2 separate regions of the Mus musculus genome follow, and region 1 is linked to region 2. The links are chromatin loops, found by intact Hi-C in ENCODE. Cell type or tissue: left cerebral cortex. All regions are shown on one strand.

Region 1 (2,500 bases), 74 kb after region 2:
GGAACCTCCATTTATCAGAGGAGCCCATCAACTTTCTTCTATTATGTAATGTAGTCTGCCATACATGACTGTAATGAGAATTCTAAGTTTACTTTGTTGAACTTGCCCTGAAATTTCTAACTCTAATCCAGAAAACTGCTATTCCTGATTTCTTTCACTATCTCTCTATCAATACTGGAGGCATTTTGTTTGAATAAGTCAAATCATTCCTTGGGGGCACCTATAATAAAACAATACTGAAAGAAAGCACACAAAGCCCTCCAGCGACTATCTCAAGGACAAATCTGGACCACATCCCTTTTAGGGGACACCAAGGACCTCCAGGAGACAAGTTTCCGTGAAACTTTTTGCCTCAGGACTGTGGCCAAGCTTTTGGACTTGTCATGCAAACTCCACTGGAGTGGGTGTGGCACCCCTCACTGCCTGTGAGGTAACCCACCCTAGCAAGTACCAACAGCAAGTACACCACCTTCAATGCAGCACCCAGTACAGGCTGAGCAGACTGTGTGATGAGTGCTGGTGGGAAGCATGCATAGAGTAAATAAACTATAAAGAGAATACCATATGGCTGAGCTTTATCACTCTGAGGTACATAGCTGAGGAGGCCTGAGATAGCACACGACACCCACGTTTGCTTCAGCTCTAGTCACAGTAGCCAAGTTACAGAATCTGCCAAATGTCCATTATCAAATGAATGGGCAAAGAAAGTGTGATGTATACATACGGTGGAATTACTCAGCCATATGGAAGAATGAAATCATGTCATTCGCTGGAAGATGGGAGCAACTGAAGAGCATCATATTAAGTGAAATAAGCTAGACTTAGAGAGACAAATGTCATGTTTCCTCTCATTTGTGGGTTCTAGACTTTATAGAGACATAAGATCACATATGTAAGATCATATATGTTTATACACACACACACACACACCATGAAAACAAAAGACTATAAAGAAAAAAGATGGGTGTGTGTGTGCAAGGAGTAGAAAGGAGAGGGAAAGGGTGAATATATTTACAGAACCTACCACTCACTGTGCACAATGAATATGTACCAATTCAAACAATGCTTTTCACGTGAAGTAAACTGGGCAGTGGCCCACACATTTGGGAGGCTGGGGATAAAAGGTTCACTGCAAACCTGAGACCACAATGCTATGCAGCACTACAGTGAAATCCTGTCCAAAAGACGGGGCTGGAGCAACGGCTCAGTTGCCCTAGAGGACCAGTGTTCTGTCCTTATAACCCACATGGCAACTGTAACTCCAAGTCCAGTCGATTTGGCGCCCTCTTCTGGTCTCCAAGAGCACTGCATACATACACGGACAAACATTTCTGGCAGAAAACACCCATACACACAAAATAATGAAGTCTTCTTTAAAGCAAAATAAAGATAAAAAGTAAATTAAAGTAAGTTGAAGAGGAGGAGGAGGGACTTCCCCAGGATTCCTCAGCGTCAGAGTCAGCAGATGAGCAAGGCTTCCCGTCTTTGGCGTTTTCTGTGCTGCTACAATAGGGATGAGGACCCAGGCACAGGCCCCACAAAGCTGTCTGCCACTCGCTCTGTCTCAGGCAGGCAGGGCAAAGGCACTCAGCGTGCTTCACTACAGACAGTCCCATCGATGGAATTTAATGGAGTTTATTTAGCAAGACAGAAGTGATTCTGTGAAATGGGATAGCCTCAGAACCCAGGTAGGCTCTGAGGACTCCAGGCAACAGTGTCTTCTGTTAGGAAAACAGGAGGGAAACACAGAGTATGACTATAGGAAAACAGGAGGGAAACACAGAGTATGACTTATCTTGCTACAACTTAGCTAGGCAATCAGTTATCAGTTATGTCCGTTACACTCTCTCCTTTTCACTCCTTGTCCCCTCCATCCCCTTCCTTCACACATGTACCTTTTGTTTTCATGCCATACATACATGCATACATAATACATACATACGTGTACACACACACACACACACACACACACACACACACACACACGTAACATCTTAGCAATCTACAGTGCTTCCTGCAGCCACCCATAGCTTAATCATGGCTAAACTCCACTTGGCTTTCCCTGCTAGGCTTCGTGCCCCAGTAGCTGGTTCATTTCAGTGGCCTCTGGCCATTTAGTTCACAGAAGACACACATGGGGTCTCTACCCGAGCACTCATTTCACAAGTCAGGCACTGGGTTGGCCTGTTTAGTCAAGAGGTGGCAAAATCCCCCTCGGCTTTGTCAAGAGCTTGAGAGAGAGGCTGTTCTCCCTGACATTGGTCATCCATTCCCAGTGGTCCTTTGGAGAGATGGTCCCGGATTCTGAGGGTCTCGGAGCTCCTGTGGCACAGACAGTGATGATAAAGCATGAACTTGTAAGGCGTTAAAATCATAAGGCTAGAATGTTCTGGGCTGCACACCCTTCTAGGACCTGCCCTCTGGGGTTGCTATGCTTTTTTTTCTTCTTCTTGCGGTGATGGGCTCAAACCCAGGGCCTTGGACATGCTAGGCAAGTGTT
Region 2 (2,500 bases):
CCTGACCTTGAAGGAGGTTTTAATTATTGTTTGTATCAATATTACTTTTCCAAGGAATTTCCAGCTTTAATCTGTTGCTGAAATGAAATTTCTGTTGTAGGAAATTGTTTAAAATGATTAATCATAACAAGAAATAACATAGATTAACAAAGACTCAGAAGAGTTTTGTTCAGTTGTAACTGAGATTCTGTTGCAAGCATTCAGCTGACCAGCTCTTAGCTTTGTTTTGTAGCCATACTTTGAAAATCGCAGTAGTTGGTGCACGTCTTTACACACACACCAGTGTTCAGAAGAGAAACTCACCGCGCTCACAGTTGTTTCCTTTATCCTACATCCTTCGCTGTGTAAGCCTTAGGCATTTACTGAGTTACTTGTAAAATTTTGTAATGTCACTAGAGCATTTGTGTTTAGAACCCAGCATGTATGTCTCAATCTGTAGTCACATATGAAGCACTTCATGACTATTTTTACAGAAAGATGCAAAACAAAACCTTCAGATACAAATTGGCAGCATCTTCTAAAGTTCCCTGAGAAATCTCTTACTTTCTAGTACAAAGGACAATGATGCATTTGACATAGAATTTTGAATAAATCTAAGAGAAATATTAAAATACCTTTGTTGTCTGTTGAAAAAAGCGAGTCCGTGAACGTGCGTCCTTGCCCTTGCTCTCTGAGATCAGTGTAGAAGTTTGTTCGGCTTTACTTCAGAGGTAACTGCGTTTTTTGCTCTGACCGGTGAATCCAAGGAGTAAGGAACTTCTTTTCACAGCACTAATGGACTGAGTTTGCTGGGCCACCTATGTAACTTGGGGCTATCTGTGGACTTCTCTAATGCAGCAGAGAAGGTTCTGTGCCTGTGCTGTCTGCTGCATGGAAATGTGCAGAAACCAGCCGCAGCTGACAGACTGTCCACACAGTCCGAAGAGTGATTCCCTCTCGTTCTCAGTAGACTCAAGTTCAGCCCACATATTACGTCATTAGAAAAGAGCTGGAGCCAGGAGAGGGGGTAGGAACCTCCTCCTTAGGATTTCCTCTCGCTGCCGAGGTGGGGCTGGGGGAGCTGGATCAGCAGGAGGCTGAATAGCTCTAACAAGGAGAGATTGTGTGCAGGTTGAAGGAAGGGCACCATCTGGAAACAGGCTATCATAGTTCAGCAGGCAATTATAAAATAAACATTTTAGTCTGCCTGCCACAGAGCTTTTGAGTTGGAAGAGAGAGAGAGAGAGAGAGAGAGAGAGAGAGAAAGGAAGAAAAGAAAAGAAAAGAAAAGAAAAGAAAAGAAAAGAAAAGAAAAGAAAAGAAATCCACTTTAGAAGTAGCTGCAGGCTGTAAGGAGCTAGACTTTCCCCAGAAGCAGCCACCTAACAGTGCTATTCTGACAGCCTCCGGGACGCTTAAAATTGTAAGTAATTGTGTAATGTTTAAGAGAAAATTGCTTTTATTAGCTTGACCTTTAATCTCAGCACTCGGAAGGCAGTTGAATCCCTATGAACTTGAGGCCAGCCTGGAATACACAGTGAGCTCCAGGCCAGCCAGGGCTAATAAGTGAGAATCTGACTGAAGAAACACACACACACGCACACACATGCACACACTGCAGACCAGCCAGGGCTAGTGAGAACCTGACTCACACACACACACACACCCCTTGTTTTTATATGTAGTCACCTAAAACAAGGGAAACTGGTAAATCTGGTGAAAGAAAAATCTTAAATTCTGTAATACATAATTGATGCTTTTTCTGATCTTAAGTTCTGTGATAGGTAATATACTTGCCTATAAAATTATGCCTCCTGTCCTAGCTAGGGTTGCTGTTGCTGTGAAGAAACACCATGACCAAAGACAACTTAGGAAAAGGTTGATTTGGCTTACACTTCTACATCACTGTTCATCACCAAAGGAAGTCAGGATAGGAACTCAAACAGGGGAGGAACCTGGAGGCAGGAGCTAAGGCAGAGGCCATGGAGGAGTGCTACTTACTGGCTTGCTCAGCCTGCTTTATAGCACCCAGCCATAGGACCACCAGCTCAGGGGTGACTGGGCCCTTTCACATCAATCACTAAGAAAATTTCCTCCAGGCTTGCCCTCAGCTGGATCTCATGGAGGCATTTTCAGTTGAGGCTTCCTCCTCTAGCTTGTGTCAAGATGAGTTAAAACTAGTCAATTCAGTGTCAATTGTCAAAATAAGGTGGTGGTTGTTGTTGTTGTTGTTGTTAGTTGATTGGTATCATTTAAAAACAAACACAACCCTGAATTAAAAGAAAAAAAGAAAACCCAAAGGATCGTTGACTCCCCATTGACTGTGAACTGAAGATGAATCATCATGTCCTCTGGCCCAGCCTTTTCTACTATAAAAATAGGTTCCAAAAGAGCAAAAGAGTAAGTCTTGAATAACTATTTTTTTCATGAAACAAATATTTAGTAATTCAATAGCTAAGGAAACCCGAATTTCAACATCTTCAATAGCTTGGCTTAATGCTCAATGATAAGTAGAACCTGA

The links. Peaks named below come from ENCODE experiments on the same cell type or tissue, not always from the same donor. Only the 100,000 strongest peaks of a DNase experiment are listed, where the experiment ranks them.
Region 1: it touches region 2 in a loop (1.9-fold over the local background); 2 of 42 quality-filtered maps call a loop at or near these places.

The regions. Positions count from the first base shown.
Region 1 is chr1:156,763,560-156,766,059 of GRCm38, reverse strand. No RefSeq gene overlaps it. Among named protein-coding and RNA genes, the nearest start is that of Gm39683, 20 kb to the right of the region's middle. In left cerebral cortex, a CTCF peak has its summit at 1,266 (motif pointing left); a DNase peak (open chromatin) is centred at 609.
Region 2 is chr1:156,837,352-156,839,851 of GRCm38, reverse strand. All of the region lies in intron 8 of Ralgps2 (Ral GEF with PH domain and SH3 binding motif 2), which reads left to right. It overlaps Angptl1 (angiopoietin-like 1), which reads right to left and starts at 829. Exons shown (of 5, transcript NM_028333.2): 1 at 615-829. In left cerebral cortex, no CTCF peak of the experiment used is centred here; a DNase peak (open chromatin) is centred at 961; H3K4me3 peaks cover 705 bases.